Regions from separate parts of the Homo sapiens genome. Here regions 1 and 2 are each linked to region 3. The links are chromatin loops, found by intact Hi-C in ENCODE. Cell type or tissue: heart left ventricle. All regions are shown on one strand. Each heading gives the region's core, and the rest is flanking DNA. Links, peaks and the distances in the headings are about the cores only. Region 1 has its middle 260 kb from the start of LINC02398. Region 2 overlaps PDE3A (phosphodiesterase 3A). Region 3 overlaps PDE3A (phosphodiesterase 3A).

Evidence for each region. Peaks named below come from ENCODE experiments on the same cell type or tissue, not always from the same donor. Only the 100,000 strongest peaks of a DNase experiment are listed, where the experiment ranks them.
Region 1: a loop joins it to region 3, with 3 times the contacts of the local background. A loop is called at or near these places in 37 of 110 quality-filtered maps.
Region 2: it touches region 3 in a loop (2.1-fold over the local background); 25 of 110 quality-filtered maps call a loop at or near these places.

Annotation. Positions count from the first base shown.
Region 1 is chr12:19,751,457-19,762,573 of GRCh38, forward strand. No RefSeq gene overlaps it. Among named protein-coding and RNA genes, the nearest start is that of LINC02398, 260 kb to the right of the region's middle. In heart left ventricle, for the core only: a CTCF peak has its summit at 6,050 (motif pointing right); no DNase peak of the experiment used is centred there; H3K27ac peaks cover 295 bases.
Region 2 is chr12:20,590,299-20,598,298 of GRCh38, forward strand. All of the region lies in intron 2 of PDE3A (phosphodiesterase 3A), which reads left to right. Among named protein-coding and RNA genes, the nearest start is that of SLCO1C1, 100 kb to the right of the region's middle. In heart left ventricle, for the core only: no CTCF peak of the experiment used is centred there; no DNase peak of the experiment used is centred there; H3K27ac peaks cover 249 bases.
Region 3 is chr12:20,373,916-20,381,915 of GRCh38, forward strand. The region is part of intron 1 of PDE3A (phosphodiesterase 3A); the gene reads left to right. Among named protein-coding and RNA genes, the nearest start is that of PDE3A-AS1, 7.7 kb to the left of the region's middle. RefSeq lists a silencer at 880-1,174. In heart left ventricle, for the core only: a CTCF peak has its summit at 3,274; no DNase peak of the experiment used is centred there; H3K4me3 peaks cover 5,655 bases; H3K27ac peaks cover 6,139 bases.

The sequences.
Region 1 (11,117 bases), core at 1,489-9,488, 620 kb before region 3:
GGAGGGTAAGTTCATCTGGGTAGATCACTGGTCATTGCAAAATTTGGTTGTGGGTTAAAGTGGGTTCCAGAAATGTATTTCTCTAAGTTTTAGTTAAATTTAATAGCTTGACACATCCTTCTCTTAGTTAGTAATGATGTATTCCCTAATTAAATTTCCAGAGTGCTGGGCTGACATTCTGATTTCTTAAAACTTTCTGTCTCCAACTCACCATGCAAACCTTCAGGGTTATGGTATTTCCTGGCATCTCATTTCTTGTTTTGTTTTTTTTTTCCTCAATTGTAAATGCATTCTTTTTTCTTCCTTCAAATGACAAACTTGTGCTTATTTTGTGTCAATTGATACTTTTTTGTTGAGGGATGGAGTCTCGCTCCGTCAACCAGACTGGAGTGCAGTGACATGATCTCGACTCACTGCAACCTCTGCCTCCCAGGTTCAAGTGATTCTCCTGCCTCAGCCTCCCAGGTGGCTGGGACTACAGGCACCTGCCACCACGCCTAGTTAATTTTTGTATTTTTGGTAGAGACAGGGTTTCACCATATTGGCCAGGCTGGTCTCAAACTCTTGACCTTGTGATCTTGACCACCTTGGCCTCCCAAAGTGCTGGGATTACAGGTGTGAACCACTGCTTCTGGCCAATTTTTGTATTTTTAGTAGAGGTGGGGTTTCACCATGTTGGCTAGGCTGACCTTGAACTTCTGACTTCAAGTGATCCTCCCACCTTGGCCTCCCAAAGTGCTGGGATTATAGGCGTGAGCCACTGCACCTGGCCAATACTTCTTTTGAATAAAAATTAATACTACCTAGCACTTCTTGTACCACATTTAGCGATAATTTTTGTTGAAAGAAGTACACATCAAAAAAAAGTCCTTTCTTTATTCACTTTTACTTTGTCCTGATTTCTTTTGTTTTTGGTCTAACCAGGCTCACAGGCTCCTAATTACATTATTTCTGCCAAGATTAGAGACTTAAGTACTAAAATAGAAAGAAGTTAATTCAAATACACAGAATTTTCTCAACCAAAAATCCATATCTTATAAAAGATAATACATATCTTATAAAAATACATATCTTATAGAAGTATAAAATATATTTTATAAAAGTCCAAAATATATCCTCGATCTATCTACTTCCTTATGTCTCAACTATTATCCTGTTTTTGTTTTTTTACCAAATAAATTCCATTTGTACTGTAATAACTTCCTAATTCATCACTCTGCTACCTTTCTTTCAGTCAAGCCATTTGTCCAGTACTATAGACAATGTGATTTTTTTAAAAGGTAAGAGAGATCGTTAAAGGTTAAAACCCTTTCGTGGTTATCTAGTGCCCTTAGCACCAAACCCTAACTTGTCAACACGACCCACAAGGCCCTGTATGATTTTGCACTTACATCTTATCTCAGACTGTTAAGTTCTTACCCACTGTGCAGATAGAGCCAAACATGGAGACAGCAGGTATTGCAGCAAAGAAAGAGTTTGTCACAAGGCAATTGAATGAGGATAGGAGATATTTCTCAAATGTGTCTCCCTGAGAATCCAGAGGCTAAGGTTTTAAAAGGATGGTTTGGCAGGAAGATTGGGGATGAAATCATAGGAGTGTTGAAGCTGTCTTCATGTGCTGAGTCAGTTCCTGGGTTGGGGTGGTGTTCACAAGACCAGTGGAGTTAGTTCTTTAGTTGGTATTACAAGTCACTGGTCTGGTTGGTGTTAGTTGGTCCACTTGCATGCAGAATCTGAAAAATATCTCAGAGATCGGTCTTAGGTTTCACAGTAGTGTTTGTGATCTCGATTACTATGGAAAAGCAAGGTAGGAACCAATGACAGGCTATTGTTAACTCTGTCTATAGTTAGCAGAGAGGTTTGCAAGAGGTGAGATCCCCAGTGGTCACAGCTGCTTGGTTCCTTGGCCAATCTGACTTCTAGAAGACATGAAGGGGGTCTATATGACCCAAGAATCATTGTTGTTTAAAAGAAAAGTTAATTAATCTTGCAGGCAGCCTGACCAGAGGCTAGATAGGAAGATTATCAGTTATTAGTGACTACCGTTTATTGAAATGACTTGTGCAAGCAATCATATATGGAGGAAGAAAAGGTCAGCGAGAAGGGAATATACTTTACCAAAATTTAGGCCCTTACCATAATTCCAATCTTGTGGTCTTTTATTAATTTTATGAAGGTGGTTTCAATACATCATTTCGTATAAACTCCCATTGTTTTTTCTTTCCAGCCACAATGGCTGCCTTTCTCTTCCTACAAAGCACTATGCTCATTCTTGCTCAGGGTCTTTGTACAATGTGTTTCCCTTGTCTGGGCCATTTTTGTCCAGATTTTCTCAGGGCTAGTTCTCATCATTTGAATATCATCTTCCCAGGGAAGCCCTCTCTGACTACTTTCCCTGAAGTCACCCTCTTCTACCCTATTTACTTTCTCTCATATTACCTGTTTTATTTTCTTCATATCACAACACCACCTGAAATTCTTTCTTTTGGAAACAAGGTCTTACTTTATCACCCAGGCTGGAGTGCTGTGGCACAATCATGGCTCACTGCAGCCTCAACTTCCCAGGCTCAAGTGATCCTTCCACCTCAGGCTCCTGAGTAGCTGGGACTGCAGACTTATGCTGCCATGCCTGGCTAATTAAAACTTTTTTTTAATAGATATGGGGTCTCACTATGTTGCCTTGGCTGGTCTCAAACTCTTGGCCTCAAGCAATCCTCCTGCCTCAGCCACCCAAAGTGTGAGATTAGAGGGGTGAGCCATCATGCCCAGACTGAAATTATTTACTTGTTTATTGCCCATCCCCTCAAAAGAATGTAAACCCTATAAGATGGAGGCATTGTCTACCTTATTCTCTGCCATGACCATATCTGCTCTGAAATGTACTCACTGACTCTTTGTTAAGTGAATCATGTCAAATAGAAAAAAAAATAATTGTACTACTTGCTAAATAGTTACAGGGTGATAAGTTTTCCAAACAAACAGTAAATTCATGAAATTGATATAGAAACTTGGTTTTGAATATATTTTATACAAATATTTTGAATACAGTTTTACTGAAATGCTTGGATAGACTTTCATACACAGTATTATATTTAAAAAATTTTGGAATAAGCATAAACTTATAGAAAAGTTGAAAGTATAGTACTGGAACTATTATGTTTTTCTTGAATAATTTAGTAGTATGTTGCTGAATGCTTTCATGTGTGTTTCTCATTAACAAGGACATTCTCCTACATAACTAGATCCAACTACCAAATCAGGAAATTTACATTGATACATTACTACGGTATGTTCCTCAGAATCCACTGAAGTTTCATCAGTTGTCCCAGTCATGCCACTGATAGCAAAAGGATCCAGTAGAATCACTCATTGTAATTAGGTCTCGTGTTTCTTTATCTTTCTTCATTTTGGAACAGTTCCTTAGTCTTATCTTAACTTTCACGACCTTGACACTTTTGAACATAAAAGGCCCATTATTTTGAAGAATGTTCTTTAATTTGTAATTGTGAGGAACATGATAGATGTGATGCTAAGTTCTCATTGCATCCCGTCATGTGGCACCTGATTTTAATTTTTCCTGTTTCTGATGGTATTTACCTTGATCATTTGATTAAGGTGGTATCTGCCAGACATCTCTACTGTAAACTTACTCTCTTTTCCTTTTCGTAAGAGTGTTTTGTGGAACAGTCCCTTAAGATTATATGACACATCTCTTTTCTCATCGAACTTTCAATTTATTCATTTATTTAAATGTGTGTGTTTTCTATTTTACTCTTCAATGGGTTATACTTTGTTACCATCTTTACTTGATATAATGCTCAAATTCCTCCCAATTTAGCCAGGAATTTGCTCAAGCTGGCTTTTGTGTCCTTTCGACATGCCTTTACCATTTTTTGTGTGCTTCCTTGATTCTTGGCATAACAAGACATTCCAGGCTCATTTTATACTTCCCTTGTTTTAATTCTGTCTATAGTCTGCTGTTTCTCTATGAAGACTTAGTTTCTTTTAGTGAAGAATGGTAATTAAAGTCCAAAGTCTGGACATTAGGTATGTTCATTGATATTGAGGTATCATTGCTTCCAGGCATTCCAATGGGCAGATAAGGGGATAAACATATATAAAATTTACATATTTATAGCTATACTTATTTCCATATGTATGCATGTGTGTATATATATGCATGTGTATGTATTTATGTGTGTGTATACGTATAAATATAGTGTGTGTATCAAAAACCGTAACTTCACACATTTCTTCCAGTTCTAGTCCTCTCTAACCATATCCTAATATGTCCCTTTGGGTGAGTTTACATGGTAGTGACTTTGTCAGCCTAACTGTACCCCAAGTCTAGTCTGACTCTTGATTACAAATTAAAAAAAAATCTTATTCATGATGGGTACTGTATCCATTGAAGTCTGAGAAAAAGTGTTGGCAGAAGGGACATTTTGTGGGAACACATGGGGAAAAGATTGAGAAATGTATACTTAATATTGAAATGCATGTATAATAATACATTTCCACAATCATACTCTATTTGTTTACATTCATTAGAATGCTGCACCCTTTCCCCATCTCCCTCACCTGGGTTCAAGTAATCATTGGTTATGCTTTGCTGCTTTTTTAGCTACAAGTTGCTCAATATTTTTAAACCTTGCATTACTTTATTTACTTGTTATTTATAGGTATTTAACATATTGTATTATATATTTATGTGCTATATGAGATAGTTGTATAAAACTAGGATCAACCTGTGACGTGGGAATGGGCAAAATGAGATGTTTAGCAATTTCAGGCTTCCTCAATAAAAATCAATGGCAAATCATCTCATGACTGGTAAGTGCTGAGAAGCTGAGCGGGAGGACAGAAAGCATTTGAAAGGTCAGAAATAAGATGTCCACAAAAATGAGAATATGAGCTCTGCCTGATGACTGAGTAACAATTCCAAATACAACCTTCGTGTTTTCATAAACCCATGTGAGTGAATTGGCCTTCAAAATATTAAAGTCCACTTTAATGTCAGTAAAAAAGAGAAATTATAGTGAAGGGTCATTATTAGGAAAAAAGGAACTGCATTGAGATAGGAAAAGCCAGTATGCCAGAAGTGCTGCAGGCGGTTTTCCCTGCTGGTGAAGGATAACTCACAAGTGGAAGGCAAAGTGAAAACAAAATACCTCACCTGTTAAATGCCTCTTCCGGATTTCAGCCTGAAGTAAGATCCCAGGCTGGCCTTTTGAAATGATCAACATCAATAACTAACGTACTGATGTTAGTCATTTCTATTTATTAACTTATAAAATAAAAACTTTGTATCAGTTTCTTTATACTGTTTGAGACCCAGATCTAAATGCTTACTCTTTTCTTTTTTTGGCTCCACAACCCTCCGGCAATACCTAAATACCTGAGAAGCAGTTGCTTTTTCCATTCCAGCAAGAAAGAAAGCTAATGAGGAAAATAGTATTTGCCTTGAAGTAAGTTTTCCTTGATTTTCCATCTCATTTTAAAGAAAAAAGCAAAAAGATTTCTTTAAAAGAGGCACATATGAAAATACCTTAAGGATGCGGAATGGCTTAATTAGGAGTCACTGTTATTTTCTTTTATTGATTTCAATTGGGATATAGATCATTAGTTTTCTATTAGTTTTTTTATTATCGTCGTATGGCTTTATAAAGTAATACTGTTAAACTAATGTTCTACAACATAAAGGGGAATTGGTTTATTGTGGCTTTTAATGTTTCTAGAAAGATTAATTTTTGTATAATGATTATTTTACTTCTTAATACTGCTATGGCTCGAAAAGATATAGAACCTGATGAGTACAAATCCATCTTGGCTATAAGCCTAGTTTTATGTTATCATGTAAAAAAGAAAATTTGCTTCAAATTCTTTGCTTTTGCATGCATTTTTTTGTTGTTCAATTGCTGTTATAAATACTATGAATGGCCATTATTGAGAGTTCGGGAATTTTTTTCCCCCTTAAATATGAAGATAGACCAAAGGTAAGGTTCCTATATTGTCAAGGAGCCAATCACTGCATTGATTTATCTTTGCCACTAGATGTCCCTGTATTGATGCGCCTTCTACTTCGGAAGCTTCTTTGAAAACAAACTAACAAAATGAGAGATGTTTGCTACTCTTCAAGTCTTTTTCCTTCCTCTAAGTTAGCAACCTGGGACTTCCCAGATACGATCCTCTTCTTTCCAGAGGATTAATTCCTTAGGACTGGACAGGAATGGAATTAAGCGAAATGCAAGTAAAGTTAGGTTTAGGCGTTGGCCTAAATATATGCCTCTATTAACTACTCAGCCTAGAAAATGTGAGAAGCTGTATAATTTAGATCGACAGAATTTTAAACATGCTAAAATGAGTAGGGGCTTGAATTTGAATTACATAATCAAAATGGCAGATAATTTAAAGTTATATTTGGTAATAAAACAGTTTGTATTTATATTTTTTAAAATTTTAGGTTCAGTGGTACATGTGCAGGTTTGTTATATAGGTGAACTTGTGTCAGGGGGTTTGTTGTACAGATTATTTCATCACCCAGGTATTAAGCCCAGCACTCAATAGTTTTCTTCTCTGCTCTTCTCCCTCCTCCCATCCTCCACTCTCAAGTAGTCACCAGTGTCTGTTGTTCCCTTCTTTGTGTTCATGAGTTCTCATCATTTAGCTTCCACTTATAAGTGAGAACATGCAGCATTTGGTTTTCTGTTCCTGCATTAGTCTGCTAAGGATAATAGCCTCCAGCTCCATCCATATTCCCTCAAAAGACATGATCTTGTTCTTTCTTATGGCTGCATAGTATTTATGTTTTGAATATGAGAATGTTTGGTGTTATGGGAATGAATGAAAATTTCAGTAATAGACTCATACAGATAATATTCATCTTCAAGGAAATTTGTAGTTGTTGAAATCTCTTACACAGCTTCTTACTTCAGTACTCTTCACTGTTTTCCATACTTGACGAAGATTGACCATGTCAGCTTCCAGAAAAATGTGACAAGATAGCTTTACCTGAGCTAATTTCTTTATAAGTTTGATTGTTAGCTCTTAGATTACCTACAAAAGAGGAGATAACTGAATGTTTTGATTCAAAATGTCTCTTGTTCAATTTTAGGTTATACAGAGTCATAATGTTGGATTGGAATAACAATAAAATAAATATCTTTTTATACTCTGTTTTAAAATTATTGGACTCAATACATTTTTAGTAGTAAACTACAATGTTAATAATACAAATGATAACCCATTTAAAATCTGAATTGATTAAAAACTTTTGGGACAATCATTATGTATTATAATAGATCATTTAAAAAATATTAGACCCTGTATTTAAAATAGGCATTCATTTATCAATTGGATATATTATATCTGATTTTGTGGTTAAATAATCTTTTCTCTTATAATATTGATTTAGTCTTTCATGACATGTTACTTATTATACCTCAACACAGGGACAATATAGGGACATAAAAATATAAGTTAATGTCAAATAACCACAATTAATGTAACTTTAAAAATCTGCAAATAAAAATAATCTATGTTTTGGAGGCGGCTTTTGTGCAAACTTTCTTCTCAGTGTTGAAGAAAAAGACACAGTGGATACCCAGTTTTCTGTTTGCCTTAATACAAAGTGATCTTTGAGAAATGGCAAGCTTGGAGAATGGGAGTGATTGCAGGAGACTCACAAAGACAGTTATCCATACTGTCTCTTAAAAATAGAAAGAAAATTCTACAATCTAAAGGCTGAGGAATTTGATATCCTGGACAAAACTCTTGAAAATATTATTGAGTGAAGTTTGTAAGCCCTTTAAAGAAGGAGAAAGTGATCATTGGAAATAAGCATGTGGAATAAAGAAGTCCAATTACAAGTGTTGGAGAGGATGTGAAGAAATGAGAATTCTGATACACTGCTGTTAGGAATGTGAGGTGGTGCAGCCAGTTTGGAAAAGTCTAGCAGTTCCTCTGATGATTAAACATAGAGTTATCATATGACTCAGCAAATTTACCCCTGGTTAGATTCCCAAGAGAAATGAAAACATATGTGAACATAAAAATTTGCACTTCAGTGTTTATAGCAGCATTATGCATGATAGCCTAAAGGTAGAAACACATCCATCAATGGACAAATGGATAAACAAAATGTAATATATCTATGCAGTGGGATATTGTTTAACCATAAAAAGAAATGAGGTGTTAATACATGCTACAACATGGGTGAACCTTGAAAATATCACGCTTATGCTATGTGAAAGAAGCCAGTCACAAAAGACCACATACCATGTTATTCGATTCACGTGAACGTTGAGAAGAGGCAAATCCATGTAGACAAAGTAGATTAGTGGTTGCTTAGGGCTGGGGGAGTTAGGCCAGTACAGGTGGGATAGTTCAAAGGTATAAGGTTTCTTTTTGAGGTGGTGAAATGTTTTTAATTGACTATGGTGATTGGTGCACATACTTGTGAATATACTAAAAGCCATTGAATTGAACACTTTATTATTTTTTAAATTTATTTTTTAGAGATGGGGTCCCATTGTGTTGCCTAGGCGGGAGTGCAGTTGTCATGATCATAGCTCATTGCAGCTTCCAAACTCCTGGGTTCAAGTGATCCTCCTGCCTCAGCCTCTTGAGTAGCTGGGATTGCAGGTGCATGTCACTGAGCCTTATTTATTTATTTACTTATTTATTATAAACAGGGTCTTGCTTTGCTGCCCAGGCTGGTCTCAGACTCCTGGCTTCAAGCTATTCCACTGTTCTGGCCTCCCAAAGTGGTGGGATTACAGGCATGAGCCTGTGTGCCCAGTGAATTGAACACTTTAAATGGGTGAACCATACATTATATGAATTATATATCAGTAAAGCTATTTAAAGAAGAAAAGAAAGAAGAGAAATACTGTTACTTGATACAACACGATGAACCTTGAAAACATGATGCTGACTGGGAGAAGGCAGTCATACATGGTCATGTACTGTATGACTCCATTTATAGAAAATGTCCAGAATAGGTAAATCTACGTAGACAGAAAGTCAGTTAGTGGTTGCCTAAAGCTAATTGAAAGGGGAGGATTGGGCAAGTGATAGGTAAGGGGCATGTGGTTAATTTGGGGGGTAATAAAAATGTTCTAAGATTGCTTTCGGTGATTGTTGCACAACTATGAATATACTAAAAGCCATTAATTATATACTTTAAACAGGTAAATTGTATGGCATGTGAATTATATCTCAATAAAGCTGTTAAAAAAAGAATAAGCATGTATTTATCTAGAGCAATACAGTAGAATTTGAAGAGGGTTCAGTAGTTCTAGACCTTAAAGCAGATGTGCCATCCTGAGTCATTCTCACATGTTCTTCCAGAATGTGGATTCTCATCCCCCCCACACATATGGATGCTGCCTCAGCTGGTGGCTGCTCTTATTCCCTTGAGGTCGCCATGTTCCCTCTGTCCTTGAGTTGGAGTCTTTCCTCTTTGGGATTCTGAAAAGGGAGTAAATCACATCTTCTACTTTTGTTTTTGTTTCCTTTTCTCCACGATTCCAATGAGGAAAATGCCTATCTCTCACAATTTATAGGTGTAATTTTGAACATCATTCTTTGATAAAATTTCTTTTGCTATCCTGGAGAGGATTTAGGATGCTGTAGGTTGGGAAGTCATTTGGATTATATAGTAACAATTGACTGAATGATCCAGAAAGTAAGCTGGTTATTGAAAGTCTTCTGATGTTCATGTTATCTAATACTGCGTTTTTTTTTTTTCTAAATTAGTGATGTGGATAATGGCATGTTGACCACATTTCAGTGGATGTGAAATAAGGAGGCATTATAAATACATTGACTACAAGAACCAGAATCTAAGATGGTTTTGCTAGGTTGAAATGTTGGATCTAATAAGAAACCAACAGCACAGGAAAAAGGATAATATGGCTAGTATTTATACATGTGTAAAACCTCATAGTTTTGGTTTATTATAATCTTAATATGAATGAACAGCTTATGAGGGAAGGAAAAAGACCAAACGGAGTCTTAACCTGCCTTTGTAATTCTTTTCTACACTGATTAGGTCAGAAAAGCCTGTAATATTATCTTTGTTTCTGGTAAACATACTACAAGAAGGATATTGGCTATAGGAAGAAAAGGGTCTGGAATCATAGCATAAGAGTAAAGTTGAAAGAAGGGGGAAGTTTGGGTTGGAAATGTGACACTTTCCCTTGATGTCTAGTCTGATGTAATCAACTTCCTCTTCTCTGTTTCCATAGTGCTTTGGGACTGTTATAATTTTGTTCAGAGAAAAATTAGGTACACTTAAGCCTTAGATTCTTGAAGGTGGGAAGGTTTTCTATAGTTATCTTTTTATGCTCTCTAGGATGCTTGAGGTGCTCATATAAATCTCAATGTCATATAGATTTATTGACGGGAGGAAGATTTAGGCTTTAAGTGTCAAATTGGAAGACACATTGAGGGCCAACTAGTAAGTTACAAGGTAGTAGATTTTGTCTGAATATGAGGACAAAAATCATTGCATAAGACCTCATAAGGTTGTAAGTTCTTGAGGTAGCTTGATTATTGTCAAAAAATATTCCTCATCCTACCTTGGGTGTGGATTATATTTTTCCATTCTCATTGGCTTTAGGTTTGGCCGCTTGAATTGTTCTGGCCAATGAAATGTGAGTGGAAGATCCAGCTCATGGTGTTCTTTGTCCTCTTTTCCCTCTATCAAGACGATTAGCATTGTTTCCAATAGAGGCTGCTCTGTCAGTCTAGGTACTAGAGTAAAGATGATGTGTACATACAGGCTCATCCATGACAAACTTTTACTGTTCGTAATAATAAATAAGTGTTGAAGAAATAAATGTTGGGGCCGGGCGCAGTGGCTCACGCCTGTAATCCCAGCTCTTTGGGAGGCCGAGGTGGGCGGATCACAAGGTCAGGAGATCGAGACCATCCTGGCTAACACAGTGAAACCCCGTCTCTACTAAAAATACAAAAAAATTAGCCGGGCGCGGTGGCGGGCACCTGTAGTCCCAGCTACTCCGGAGGCTGAGGCAGGAGAATGGCGTGAACCCGGGAGGCGGAGCTTGCAGTGAGCCGAGATCGTGCCACTGCACTCCAGCCTGGGAGACAGA
Region 2 (8,000 bases), core at 1-8,000, 220 kb after region 3:
AGAAGCACCTTCCAACTTCCTCTGACCCCTTTTCTTCTCTCAACTGCAGGGGAAAGGGGCACAATCAGTATCTCGTATGTATGAGCAAGTTCCAGACCTGAGTGAGAGGTGGCATGTGGTCAGTTTCAAGGAACGAGAGACCAACATCCAAGAATAGTCTGGAGGAGAAAGGACATATCAAGAAACACAACTCAAGCTGGGTGTGGTGGCTCACGCTTCTAATCGCAGCACTTTGAGAGGCTAAGTTGGGAGGATCACTTGAGCCCAGGAGTTTGAGACCAGCCTAGGCAATATAAAGAGCCCTCATCTTAACCAGAAGAAAGGAAAGAGGAAAGGAAAGGAGAGGAAAAGGAAAAGGAAAGAAAGAAAACAATCTAAATGGTCAGAGTGATGGGAATTTTAAAAGGCAGCAGGCACACATTTAAATTATACATTCCCACCCTAGACAGTACAAAGATATGCAGATAGAATGGAAATTAGAAATGAATTCATGAATAAATGTTTCACCTCGGGTATACTTGGGCCTAAATCCCAAGAGCATGTAGGTTATGGTGGGTCTGTGATGTGTGTTTCATGTTTCTCCAAGAATAAACCTTAGGAAAGCTGTAATGATAATAGCATTGTCCCACTTTGCACGTCCTAGCTCCCTGTCCACTTCGAAAGTGCAGAGCACTTGTACCAGGCATAAGTATTGCCATTGTTGATAGTATAATGGTTGTTATTATCATCACTACTCTGATATGTTAAGGTTTGCCTGAATATGAATTAAAACAATGTGTTTCTGAATGTAACTGCAGGTGATAGTCCTTTCTGGCATATTATGCCTTTCCCCCTAAAGTCCTAAAACAGTAAACCTAGGTCTCTTTTGTGTCTCAGCTACAGAAAAATAATGTTTTGTTAATTCATCTCCTTTAGCCACAAAATAAGTTTTTGATTGTACAGTAATATACTATATTTCATATGTTGGGCAGTGCTACAGTTCAAGGACAGTATACAGCCAATGTACATACTTAACTCTGTTTTGAATGACATGAAATGACAAAGAAGTGAATAATCAATTGTCAGGCTACCTTAGGGTCAAACTGTCATCTGATCTGACTTTAATAATACTATTTTTCAATTAGAAGAAATTAGCATAAAATATTTTAGGACCTAGCATCTCAATGCTCATGGCTTGTTCCAGAATACAATTACATTTTACAAGAAAGTAGCCACAGGAGTGGCTTCATGATAACACACAGATACAACCTTCTAATGCCGAAGGCAAATTGCCAAAATATGTGCATTGTTAGGGATCAGAGGAAGAAAGAATGATACACTGTTCTGTTCTCTCATTTTGAGCCCCGTAAGTCCAGTCTAGGGGCTGGTAGAGAGGTGTTATTCTTTTTTCTCAGACTCAAAAACTGTAAGCCTACCCAGAGAATTCAGGTTTCACAGAACTTAGGCATTTTAACTTATCTCATGAGAGGCTGATTAATAAACCAGAATGTCAGTGTACTCATTTTTCTTGAGAACTGTCATAGCCAAACAGATTGTAATAATCGTGGTGGCTGTCCAGTATTTTGTTTTCAAAGTAAGAAAGTCTACCTGGGCAAACACATCAGTGAATAAGTAAATGTATTTATAATTTGGCAAACATTTTTATGCACTTCATTATGATAAGCACTGGTGATATAATAAAGGGTTAAGTAAAATACATGGTCTAACTTTAAAGAAAGATCTGCAAACAAATAATTCAAGGGCAACGATTAACATATAATTTTCAATATGGCACAGATAGCAGTATGTCTTCCAAGCAGAAAGACAATAATTCATAGTCTTAGGTAGGTTACATTACTGAAAGCTGATAAATTGCATCTGTTTAAAGATGTTAGTTTGGATTTAAGGGGAATTTTTTTTAACCCTTCAAACCTAAGGAAGAAAGAATATTGTGTCTTAAAAGCATATGGAATGCCAGTGTACTAATTACAGTGGAAAGGTCAAAAGGTTGTATTTGTTTTGAGGGAACAGAGAGATTGACTCTAGATTTTCAGAATTACCTTTCTTTAAAGGTATAAATTGTCATCCTGCAGTAAATAAAAGGAATTCGAACACCATATCCAATCATTATGTTTTTAAAAACTATAATATCAAACGACTATGCTAGCAATAAGTCAAAATTTGTTCACTCTATTTTTTTCCTTCAGTGTTCTAGTGTTTTCCAATGATGTATGTGTGCTGTTATTATAACGAAAGCCACTTTCTGTGAAGTGTCCACCTATGCTTGAGTACTAATCATAGAAAGGAGCTCTGAAAATAAGCAGCGGGCCTGTAGTCAGGGACTGCTGAAAATGAGGGAGAGCATCAGGGAAATTAGTGCACTGTGCCTCTTCTTTCTTCAGTACTCCTTTATGTTCATTGCTCATGGGGATCTGTGTTTGCCTGTTAATTGAGTGTGTTTATTGCAGGCAGTTGCCTTAAGTGACATGATACTCAGTAGGAGGTTGTGAGGACTAGAAGGAGGTCTTGTTTGAATACAAGGGGTGGGGGAGTCACACTTTTCAGACCGATTAGAATAATGAGATTCTCTAAACAGTTGAGAACCATTTGTAAGAATAGCACATTGTGTTAGAAGGCAATTAGAGCTCATTCTTTTAATAATTAGGTTTTTTGAGTTCTTACAGTATGCTGAGTACTAAGATTATAAAAATGAACAAAAATTGTTCTCAAATGCATAATCTGGCAAGGAATTTAGTCATAATTAGCAATACAACAATATCATAATAGATGTTGAACAAAGTACTATGGAGACTTCGAGGCTGAAGTGATTAATTTGGTGTCAGTTTGAGAATGAAGCTGGAATGTTTTTATATATTAAAGTTGAATCTTGATAATCAATACTAAATAAAAGAAATGAAGTGGTAGGCAGAAGTAACACCATAAACCAAAGCATAGGGTTGTGGCATCATATCTGTAAAGAGAATCCAGGTTAGCTGGAGGGATGAGGCATTAGTAGAGCACGTGGAGATGTAACTGGAAAAGGGCGGCGGGTTAAAGGTTAAATGTTAACACACTTAAAGACAACCAAGAAGTTGAATGTTGTTCCCTAACTTCGCGGAGCCCTGAAGTGGCAGAGCAGCATAATAATATCTCTGCATTGGGAAAAGCCAAGTTTGTGGCAGGAAGAAACTAGAAGAAAAAAATATTGTAGCCATCCTCGTGTGATATAATGAGAGATGGATTAAAGCAGGGATGAGAGGCTTTTTAAGGAAAAAAAAAAAAATGTCAGTCTTGCATGTAAATTTCCAGATCCACTGACCAATTTGATGTTGAAGGTAAGAAAGCAAAGAATAAATACAAATAAAACCTAAGAGTCAACGTGTCCAGTTTTGGTTAGTGATTTTGGTTTTAGCCAAGTAGGAAATACATGAGGAAAAGATTTCCAAAGATAAAATATTTTCTTTTGGAAAGTTGAGTGTGAAATTGCTTTGGAATATCTGAGTGGAGCTGTCCAGAAGCTCGAAGGAGTGGTCAGTGTTGGAACAACAGATTAGCGGGTACTGTATTCATTATAACATAGGGTGAGGGCTGGGAGGGAAGGGCACAGATTAATGTGGATAAAAATAATAAAAAGGAAAGCAGACAGTGAGTTTGTTCTCAGGCTGGAAAAAAGCTAGGCCAGAAGAAGAGGAGATGGCTGTGCCTGAGGTGCTAGGCTTCAGTAATGTCTGGTGGTGAAGCAAGAAAAAGCCAGGAATGTTGTCATTAGATATTTTGATTAAGATATTTATTAATATTGATAGAGAATTAGTGAGAGCAGAACTCTCTTTAAGGGCTTTCAAAATGTTAATAGATTATAATTTTTTAAAAAATGGTTAGCTCCTTAGAGATGGGGTCAAAGACCCTAATTTTGTTAGTAGAGGATAATGCTAACAATGTTTTTAAGTTGCGAGGAAAAAGCGAGGAGGAAAAAGAGAATGAATAAGAAATGCACTAATTAAAACAAATATGCTGTCTATTAGAAGGATGAAATTAAAAGTACAGTGGTAGGAGACTGGTATTAACCAAAAGAAAAAATATTATTTGCTCATTGAAACAATAGGGAGGAAGTCAAGAATTAAGAAGTCCTTTCTATATTTAGAAATTCATATGAAGCCGAATTAAAGTCCTCAATAAAGATTGGATAGCTTATTTTTGTATATTTTCTGCCAAGAAGAACTGGAGAAAAGAGAATTCATTTAAACTAATTAGGGGCTTTTTTTTTTTTTGCTGAGCCTGGTACCTGAGCAAAATGCTGTGGGGTTAGAAAATGAGTATGAAATGACGCTCATCTTTAAGAAGCTTACAGAATCCAAACATGTCTGAAGTGCCTTTCTATAAGAATATTAAATGAGTAGCATTTTGATTATTAATTTGCCTCTAGGATTCAGATATGGATAGTATGTTGGGGGCTCGCTTGCAGAAATGAGTCACTTGGCTAAGAGAACTAGCTGGTGCTCATCACTCAGCCCTCAGTAGGTTACCGTGTTTGGCTGAACCTAAGGTAATCATATTTTTTTATTGCCTTATAGCATTCTGAATATAATAAGATTATAACTAAAACTGTTCTCCTAAACTGAAGTTATTAACCCAGACTTGTAGATCGATACATTATAAAATTTTATTATTACCACCTATTTATCTATACAGTTGGTATATTATATATATACAGTTGGTAAAAAAAAATTATGCTGTATTAGAATATTTTCAACTGTAAATAAAAGAAAACTTTACTTCAACTAGTTGTAGCAATAAAGAGATGTTATTATTTCTCATGAATAGAAGGCCAAAGGAGGGAAGCCTTCAGGATTAGTGCATTTAGTGAATTCAGCAATGTTATAACGCACCTAGGTTTTTTATTCTCTCTACTCTGCTACTGTCTATAGTATTGGTCTCATCCTAATGCCGATTCTACTTGTGATCCAAAAATGGCTGCTGGCAGCAACAAACTTTCTTCTGAAGAAAAAGGATTTCCTTTTCTAGAAGCATGAAGCTAAGTTCCCCTCATATCTCATTGACTCACATTGACTTGGCCTACCCATTCTTGATCAAATCCCTGGCTTTGGAGTTGAAATTATCATGATTGGCACAGAGAGTCAATCATGATAGCCACTGCATATGCTTTGAAGACAGTTTAGAATTAGACATTTCCAAATGTCTTTGGACCTATTTGTCTTAATATCAGAATGTTATCATAGTCCATAGGAAATTTAATGAGGCTGTCAATTGGTCCAGCAGCCACAAGACATGCTTGATGGATATTCAAGAAGCTCTTATAATCTTTTGAGCCAGAGTAGAATGTAGCTGATGATAGAGATAATATAGCAAGTTTAAAGTATTTGTTTGAAGTATTGAAACTAGTAGGGAGACATTTTGAAGCTCTTTTTAGTTAGACCTTATTCTGTCTTAATTATATATTCTTCAGTTTGCCAGCAGGGCCAGCACTTGAAAGGGGCCATTGCATCTGCTCTGTGTCCATTTTTAAGATAAAGCTTTGCTTATTTGTTTTTATGGCATATTTCAATTAAAGCATTGCCACCCTACTTTAGTCCTTATCTCCCTATTTTAAGATGAAATGAAATTAAAATTGACTGAAATGATGGTTAAAGACAAATTTAATATCAATGTTTTTCCTACATCCTCCTCCTTATTTTCAGAAAAAAACATATTTTTAATCAGTGCTTGTATTAATCTTATGATTATAATTTTAAAAGATTATTTTTGAATTCATTTTGTCCTTTTTTGCATAGATCTTTGTCTTAAAGAACATGTGCTGAATTTCTGTAGAAATTGACTCTTCATATTCCATAAATCTGTTGGTATTACCATACAAACACTCTGTGGAAGCATTGACTGAACTAGCAATTATGTCTACAAGAAGAAAACAAATCTATGACAGAAATCCTGAGTGACTCACTATTATGACCAAATGACTTATTTACTTACTTAATTTCCTCCTTTATTCAGCAACACATTGTTGCTAAATGTGGAGTGGGGTATCATTTTGAAATACTTCCCATACAAAACCTTGATGATCCTGCCTGACATCTGCCCGCTAAATGTCTTGGTGAGCCACCATGTCTGCTGATCCTAGGATAATCATATTTTTTAATTGTCTCATAACATTCTGAATATAATAAGATTACAACTGAAACCAGTTTCTTAAACTGAAGTGATTAACCCAGACTTGTAGACAGATACATCATACAATTTTATATTCATTACCACCTAAGAGGAAAATGAAGACGGATGCCTTCCTTTTAGCAATAGAAGTCTCCACAAGAATCCACAAGTTTTTCCTTCCGGGGCAAACCATATGAACGATCTGGCTTAAGTATCAGAAATAGAGAGAATAAGTGGCATTTTTCTTGATGGAAAAATATTAATAGTGGGACCTTTCCTAATACTTAGTTCTGGGAAGAGTCTAATTTGACATTTTCAAAGAAGATGTGAAAGAAGGGAGTCAACCATGAAATCTTGGAGTTTACTGATGATGTTAACAAGTTCCCCTTAATAATCTTTATCTACTTAGGCTCTCATTAATTGGAGGAAGTGTTTATTTAAAAAAAATACCGTATAGCAAATTGGCAAGGATATTTTCATATCATTGAAGGTAAATGACTGTACATAGGAACGGTACCCAGTATTTAGCATTGTGAATAGCGTAGGGCTTCGGATCCAGACTACCTGGGTTGGAATGTCATCTCTGCAGCTTAAGATCTTTGTAACCTTGGGCAAATTACATAACCTTTTGTGTGCACTGCTTTCAAATGTTGAAAGTCACTCCCTTTACAATGTCATTGTTTAGATCTCTTGAGTTGCATCTTAGAAAATCAAGAAATTATATTACAAACTGTAGTGTATTACACCTACCTGCCCTATATGTAAAATGACTTACAGATAAGCTTACTCCATTCTCAAAAACCAGTAAGCAAGAAGGAACCCTCAGGTATTCTGAGAGGGAAGGGAGTTTCAAGTTCCCAACTCATTGCTGGGTGGATCAGAAGCTAGAAAGCCTTGAAGTCCATGTTTCAAAGATAAGACTTAGGTGTTGGATCTATGAGACTTATAGGGGCTCAAGATTTTGAGGGAAATGCTATATTATAGTGATAAGTATGTTTGCTATCTGTCTTTCACCCTTCTCACAATTCTCTTTTCTGGATAATAGGCTTTTTTGTTGGTTTTTTTCTTTTTTTGATCCTACTTTGAAGAGAGGTATGAATGATAATGGTGACTCTGTTCAGAGTGACCATTTTCAAAGTTTGGAAAAGAACCACATGGACAGATTCAGGTGTTTTAGGATCTGCACTTTGAGAAACAACTGTTTTCACTTTCAACCAACTTCTTTCACTCTTCTTATAACCAGGGGTACTGGATACACCCACAGGGTTTTCTCCTTTATCCTCTAACCCCTTTCAGTTCCCTGAATGCCTTCCACTAGACTGCAAGCTACCTAAAGGTAGCAGCCCTGATTCATTCATCTCTGTAGCCCTAAGGTGTAGATAGTACCAGGTACCCAATAGATTTCAGTTAATATTTGTCAAATGAATGAAGAAGAAATGGATATTTTTTCAGTACCTCTGTATTCCCTTTGTGACATTATTGAAATAGGGTAAATTTGCAGTGGAAAACAAACAAACAAAATTCTATCATACTTATGTTTTTTTTGTGCTCATAAGCTTCAAAATCACTTCTAACAGTGTTTCTTTAGAGAAAACACACTCTGTTTTCCAAAAATATTTTTACAAGTGTTTTGAAGTTTGATCTATTTTTAAGTTTGAAAACTTTATTATTCGATTGATGGAATCCTTGATTAGTTGTAGCAAATGAAATTTACTGACTTTTATTTCTTTTTTTAATTATTATTATTATTATTATTATTTTGAGATGGAGTCTTGCTCTGTCTCCCAGGCTGGAGTGCAATGGCGCGATCTCAGCTCACTGCAACCTCCGCCTCCTTGGTCCAAGCAATTCTCCTGCCT
Region 3 (8,000 bases), core at 1-8,000:
ACTTGCTTATTTCTTCTCAAAATGTAGAATACATTGTTTAAATTCCTAAATGCCTGTCAATGTAACATATTGTTCAAATTGAGTAAGTTTCAGAAATAATCACGGACTTTTAATTAAATTGTAGCTTCTACATTTCAGTAGTGTTACTCAGTTTATGGTGATTCAAAGAGCAATATTGATTACTTATGACTTGGTGACAGAATTAAAATTAATTAATGTCAATTTCTGAAAATACTGAAAAGGGAAAACAAGATTTCCTTATCCCTTGGGAAAGGTGAAGGAAAAGAATTTTTTGTGTGTCGGGGGGACAAAAATTGTAATTTTACTTTGTGAATACAGATATTTAAAGCATACTGAAAAAGTTTTTTAAGTGACATAAATAGTCAGTGAATCTATATAAATTTACAGAGGCTGGAAGGAGTGAAAACAGTAATTTTACTCTTTCTGTATTGAGTCGAAAGTGTAAAAAGTTAAAACTGTAGAACTGAAAGAAATGCTGTGTATGCTGGGCTGTCATGTTAATTAAATAAACAACCAGAACAGTGACTCTGTGTATGAAATACATTTTGAAAAGCCTTGGGGGAGGGGGTGCAGGCAGGCAAGGGTGAGTGACACTGGCATGAAAAAACATTCATTCTATCTGCAGTGACATTTGTGTGAATTTGTTGTAGTCTATTAGAAAATTCAGATCTGAGAAATAATCTCTTCAGAGCGCTAGTTGAATAAAGGCTTTACCAAATTGAATTTTACTTCTATTTTAAGCAAGTTCTCATTCTGTCAAGGTAGGATGTTTATAAACCTCAAAATTAGAAGTATGCCTATATATTTTAAGATTTTTCCATTAATATGGTTTGTGTCAGTCAGCCCAGTAGAGTCAATGTTGACTTCATTGAAAACGTGTGTTATTTTATCTATCAAAAGAAAGAGTTTATTTTGGGATTAGGATAGGAGTTGTGTTTTTGAGAAAGAGTTATTGTTGTGAGTTATACTGTCCTGGATGTGTGAAGATAATCAATGCAACTATTGTATCATGCCTTTGCATTGGGCGATGGGGAAATGTCTTATGCTCCCGGAAGTGATGCATAACCCTACAGGTTTATGGTGAATTGTTTACTTAGCTGCCATATGTCTCCTCTTCAGTGGAGTCTTCCTGCTCCATTTCTGTGTGGTGTTTATATCTTCTTAAAAAAACCCTCAAATTGAGATTAAAAAATATTATGCTTATATTCTGCATTCATGTGTTTAATGAACCTCTGTGAAATAATTCTGAAGACCCTCAGAAAGTCCAGTCTCCTATTCTTGCACCTAAAGATGTGTTCCATTAATGTTCAAATGAAGATAATTCCTTTATATAGAAACTTGAATCCTTTTGGTAATTACCTATATATACTTTCATGATAGGTAGTATTTTTTATTAAAGGAGATTTTTTGTTGTTGTTTGTTTTTTTAGTAAGGCTACTATGGAATTGTTTTAACTTTGAACTGAGAATGTATGTTTGTGCTGTTATTGATATAAAATATACAGATTTGATCACTGAGAAAAAAGTCTAACAGATGTGCCTGAGTTGTAGTTTAGAGGAAGATGTGTTGTATGACAATCGTAAAAAATATTAGTTGACCATACCTGTTCATTGTGAATGTATACCACTGTTTTAAAAGAAGATGCTACCCATAGCTAATGTTACCCATTATCCATAAAGGCCTTTGATCAATCAACCTACCAGGTCTCAAATCAACACATTTTATCTGTGCATTAGTCCTTGTGCTAAAAATCAAAAATAATATACAGATAGATGTGACACAGCATTTGTCTCTGCAAAGTTTAGAGCCTAGTGAGATTAATGAGAAGTGAACATAAGAAAAAGGGAAGTCACAGTGAAATATCTTAGATAATGGAGAAATGCATATAATAACTTGGAGCAGGTTTTTAACCTGGCTCCAGGACTCATTCATCTCCTCTCTGAAATTGTATGCAGAACTTCATTTGTTCATTCTTAGGAGCAAAAAGTCTTAGTGTCATAGGTTTTCAGAAGGTCCTCAACACATAGATGGTTAAACATAAATGGCTTAGATTTTAAGCAACTTTACATTTTGAAGACATGGAGAATGTTTTTGAAAATGGAAATTACTTTGGTGTACCTTTACAGTCTGCTCTGAAACAAAGGTAAAATAATATTTCATTTAGGACATGTTACACTTCAAAATAGTACACTGATTGATTGTATTTATGTCGAGTTAGTTTATGACTGTAAATAGCTGGTTGCACTGATATTTTAAATGCTTAATTCTGAAAAGGCTGTAGTTAGTAGACTACAATTAGTCTGATTTTAGAGAGAAGGAAACTGAGAGTTAGCTATATGTGTGAAGATAGCCCAAGGCAAGATGGCTTTTGTCCATTTCCTCTTTGACTTGACTGTGCTACTGAGGAAACAGTAGGAAAGGAGTCAGGCTGCTAACTTTAACCCTGGGTATCATTTGTAATTTTTCCCATGGAGCCAACTCTAAATTCTCATTCAGCATTAGAAGACTGAATAATCAGATTGAGTGTCAGATGTGTAAATAACACAAAACTTGTTAATACCAGGTAGCCTCTGGAATGAATTATTCTTGACTTTGTCACGTAAATGAATATCAGTTGCACTGAAAAGTCTAACTTTGTGGAGTCTTATCAAACAAAAGTATTTAGCAGTGGCTTAAATATTGAATATTTTTATTTTAGATTTTCAATATGTTTATTTTTGTATGTTCAGGATTTCCAAATTCAAGGCAAAGCATAATCTGCAGATTGTTAAGGCATTTCTTCATTAGCAAAAACAGCTGGTAATTTTTTTCACCTGTTATTTTGCAGTGTTTCCTTAGAATTTCATTAAAATATAAGTAAATAGGGTATAATATCAGAGGAGGTCATGAAGAACATTACCATTTCGAAGATGGAAAGCTATTTGAGAGAAGTCACAAACTAAGCAATGTCTGTGTTTTTGATTTGATTAGAGCTGTCATTTGTTATTTAGGAATCTGTGAATGATTATTAAAGCTTTCAAGTATAGCCAGTCCTGCTAACATAATAATAATATTACATTAAGGGCACTCATGTTCTTTCCTCCTGAGAAGATGACTGGTTACAGGGGGCACATATTGTTTGCTGAAGTGTGTGTATGTGCATGTGCATGTGTGTACCTGTATGTGCATTTATGATTTGTGTGTGTGCATGTGTGATTTTCCCCTGGCAGAAAATTGCTTTGGTTGTATCAATTTAGTGAAGAAACAGTGTCACCCAGTGGCTTTGATGAAAACAGTCCTATAAACATTATAGATAAGCACTGTCCAGTAGAAATACAACACAAGCCATACATTTGATTTTACATTTTCTAGAGGCCATACACACCCAAGAAACAGATGAAATGAATTATAATAATATGCTTTATTTAACCCAGCATAGCATGTCAACATGTAATCGGTGTAAAAAAAATGAAATATTTTGCATTCTGTTTTTTTGTGAGTCTAAATATCTTGTGTGTGTTTTACACTTAAAGCACATTTCAGTTTGGCCTAGCCCCATTTCAAGTATTAAATAGACACAGGTGGCTAATGGCTACCATATTGGACAGTGCAGCTCTATATTTTTAAAGATTTGTAATATTTGAGATACTAATGTCACCTCTTCAGTTATAATGAAAAGTCTTTGTAGATTTAATAACAATATACAGTCTTTAAAATTATATGTGTAATCTTGATAGCTCATTTTTGTACCACTCTAATAGTTGCCAAGTCTATTTGCCCTTTTTTCTTCATTTCTCATTATTGCATTTATTTTAAAATATGATTATTTTCATCGGAGGGGGAGATTTAGCAGAGTTCCTTAATAAAAGACCTTTATATTAACCTGATTTATAACACAGTATCAATATTTCCAGTTAATTATGAATTTGCCTTTAGGAGTTTGGTATGTAACAGGGATTGCTTATGGATACACTGTAAACACAACACATGTTCATGATGATTAGTCTATAATTGGGTTATCTAATGTCTCTTTAGAAATGAAAGTGCTTATGTTTGTAGGTCATTATCTTTGTAACTTAGGAAACTAAAAGTCACAAGCCTGCTCCTAGCTTTAATGGATGAAAATTGTAACAGTGTCTGTAAAGGGCTAACTTTTCACTACTGTTTATATAAATACCACTTTCATGGAAACACAATGAAAATGGTTCATTCTGTGTATAGAGCAGATTGGAGATTTTGATAGTGTGGAATTTTTAAAGTAGGAATTTAGATTAGGTGAGTTTTGGAGCCATTTTCTGAGTTCACTCCGGTTTGCAATTTCAAACTGATTTCAGATGAAAAAGTCTGGAAATGTTTAATGTCATGTCCTCTCCATCACCTTTCCTTATACTCTATGAATTCGTTAACAATAGCCGTAATTCCAATTCTACATCAAGAAATAAAGAGAAAATTATATATGGCATTTTACTTTATATATAGATATATAGATTAACTTTTAAAAATACATTTATTATGTGTATAACGTTTATATCTGTGTGTGATGCTTTTAGTGATTGGGACAGGGTATATTACTTATTTTTACACTGCAGATTAATATAGACAGATTTTATATCATAGATACATAGATTTTCACTTACTAGAAATTCTAAAAAGATCAAAAGGCAATAGAATCATGGTATACAAAGAAGCACATTTGGACAAAATGAAATAATGTGGATGCTGGCTCGCTTCTGGTAAAAGCTGACTTAATTTAGAGTTCTTGAAGAAGCTAGCTGAAGAATGAAATGTCATTGTAACACACATCTGTTTCTTGAAAGAGTTTATACTTGAATGTAACTAGTCACTGTTAGCTCTGGCTAATTTTGAAGTTGATTTAAATTAATATAGAGGTTGTTCTGGTACTTTTTTTTTTGGTCAGTCTTTTTCTGTTCTCCATCTCTATCTACATGCACATTTTCTTTCATTTCATTTTCTTTTTACCTAATAGAGTCTTCTCCCTCCGAATGTGTTTAAAATTTTAAGGAATGCCATTCTGTCTCTCCCAGTACCTTGTTAGAATATTGAAATAATTTTATGCAAGAATCTTGTGGTTTTGGTTTAATAGGATTTTAGTAAAAATTTTCCATCTTGTGAAGTAAGTTTAAATAACTGAATATTTATGCTATGTCTGTGGCAAGTGTTTCCTCCTCTCCAGGTATAAACCACTTAAAGAGACCTAATGGAAGTTTGAAGTCATAGAGATATTATTCAGTGGGTAATGTTTAATTCTGTGGCAACAGTTATACAGCTATGTGGAATCAGCATCCTTAGCCCATTTTTAAGCTAGCATGAACACAAATAAATGAAATAGTTTTTATTTTTATCGTATTTTAGAGATCCACTTCAGAAATGCTCTTTAGTGAGCAGTGTTTGTCCTCGTGATATGAAACATCCCCTTGTTTGGGAGTTATTATTTCAGGGTCCAGCCTCAGCAGCAGTCTCTCAGGAAGTTTGGAAGGGAGAGAGCCTGCTGAACTGCTTATGCTGTATTGAGAATTTGCTTTCTAGTCTCAGGAACTAAGGAAGTCAGATTCAGATTAAGACAATTTTTATTATAAAAGGAATCAAATTTTTGTAGCTTCCTTTTCTCAGCCATAAGCATTTCATTTAGAAAATTCTGGCCCAGTGTCTTGCTTATTGTAAGTGCTGGCTGGATGGTAGGAAAAATGGATGAAAAAGAAATAAAAGACTTTTAACCTGAAATATTTATCTCCCCATTCTCCTGAGGTTGAGGTAGTGACTAAGTTGATTTAAGGAAATTTCTATGGGAAGAAGAGAAGAAATAAGACTATCAACAAAGCTATACATTTTCAGTTTTAGTATGGTGTTTACATTTTTGTTACTTAAATATTTTCTTGCATATGTTACATAAGGGGTTGCATTTGCCTGTGCCCTTACTGGTAGGAAATCCCATGTTCAGCATGAGTCCTAGATAATTATTTTTAGCTCACTCTCAACTGAAAATAACCAAAGCTACCACCAAGATCATTGTAGTGTAAACCTTTGAAAAATTTCTGAAATTTGGGTTCATATTTTAGAAAAATAAAATGTCAAGTGTTTTTCACATTCAACTAATAAATTGAGAGAGAACAAACTCTGACTTTATTTTCTTCCATTCCATCCCACAGGGCTCTGACAGGTGCTCTTCAGCTATCACCTTTTTTATACTCTAGTAGTCTGCATTCTTGTTAGAGGTTCTTACTGAATAGCTGTATTTTCTGAAAAGTCTAATGTAAAGCAAATGTTATCTCCTTAGCTTTTAATTGTGATCAATTACAAAACAAAGTTTGAGATGGTTGCTTCCAGAGATGACATTGTGAAATTGACTTTTTAAAAATGTCATCCAACTGCCGTGCTAGTTCCATCATGTGGAATGATCTAGAAATTTGGTAGCATAATTGCAGAATCAAGTTGAACTGAAAAATCAGAAGCTTATAGGGTTTTATTGCAGTGATAAATTTAGCTTTTCAGTCATTTTTCTTTGGTCCACCTACTTTTTAATAGAACTTGACTTGTGAAAATCAAAAAATTTAAGTCAAATAAGAATGTTTTGTTGTTGCAGTTTTAATACTTAGAGAAGATACAGTATTGTTATATCCTCTCACTGAAATCAGAGACATATCTTTTGAGTATGTTAGGCAGATGATCATGACATTAGATGAACTAGGAATACAATATTTAGGAAAAAAGTGATTTCGAACCTTATGGTGTCAAGTTTCTTTTTATCTGTACATGTCAAGTGTTCTCACAGGCAGACTTTTTAGAGAGATTGCTATCACTGACAACTTCCAGAGTTTGAGAGTTTTTTGAATATACTACTTAAAAAAATCTCCATATGGTTTTCATTTGAAAAAACATATTACAAACTGAGACATTCACTATAAATTAAATTGAAATAATCAAAATATAATTAAGCTATTTGTGAGTTTACATTTTGCAAAACATTTTAGAAGCAAAATCATTTAACTTTGTTTGCATTTTGAGACAAGGAGCTAACTGTGTGTATCATCTTGAGTAGTGTCTGTTTTTATTCCTAGGGATTGTTTTCCCTATAATTGGAGTTGTTTTTTGCTAGGTAAGTAGGATCCAAATAACAGCATAGTTATTAAGGCAGTAGCCTCGTTTTGTCCACTTCTCGTCATTCCTTTTTACTTAAATAACAATTAGATTTGCTCATCTTAACCCCTTTACAGAGCTACAGCTAGAGCTTTTAAGTGTTTTTGGTGGAACTTCCTTAAGCAATTAACTAGTCCTAATAAAAAGTGTGAGAATTAGATTGGGAATGTTGGATACATATATAACTAAACACCGATTAAGTAAGTTATCTAAAAAATAAAGTGGCATTCAGATATGAAAACCACCATAAAAATGAGTGCCAAAAACTAATGGTAGTATTTTTGCTTGTGCACAAAGAAGACTAGATCAAAATCAAATGAATAATTCCTCAGTTTTCAAAAAATATTTTATGGTCTTTTGAGGGCATAATATTAGTGCATGTAAAAACTAGAACGCTTTATGATTTGAAAAGAGGAGAAGATGCTGAGAGAGACACTCTTGGAAGCTGGGCAGGAAATCCAGCCATGCATTGCCTCAAGGTCTGTCATTAGATCAAAAGCACTCAGGGGACGATGGTCTGTGTAAGAGGTCCTAATGCTATTCACGAACTCTCCTGACATTCATTAGTTTCCAAGACATTGATTCTTATTCTTTAACTTTTTAGCACATTTATCATTTTCACTTATACATGTATGCTAATAGCAATCTTATGTGAACTTTTACCTCTTATATGACCAGAATTGATTAAAAATGTCGGCAAGTAAGTTTGTTATTTAATATCTCTGAACTTTCTCTATTTTACATTGAATATTTGCTACATTGTAAGCATTACAGTATGACTAGATTCTTCTTTTTTTCTAACTTCTCCCCTGTTGATAATTATTCTTATATAACTATAATGCCAT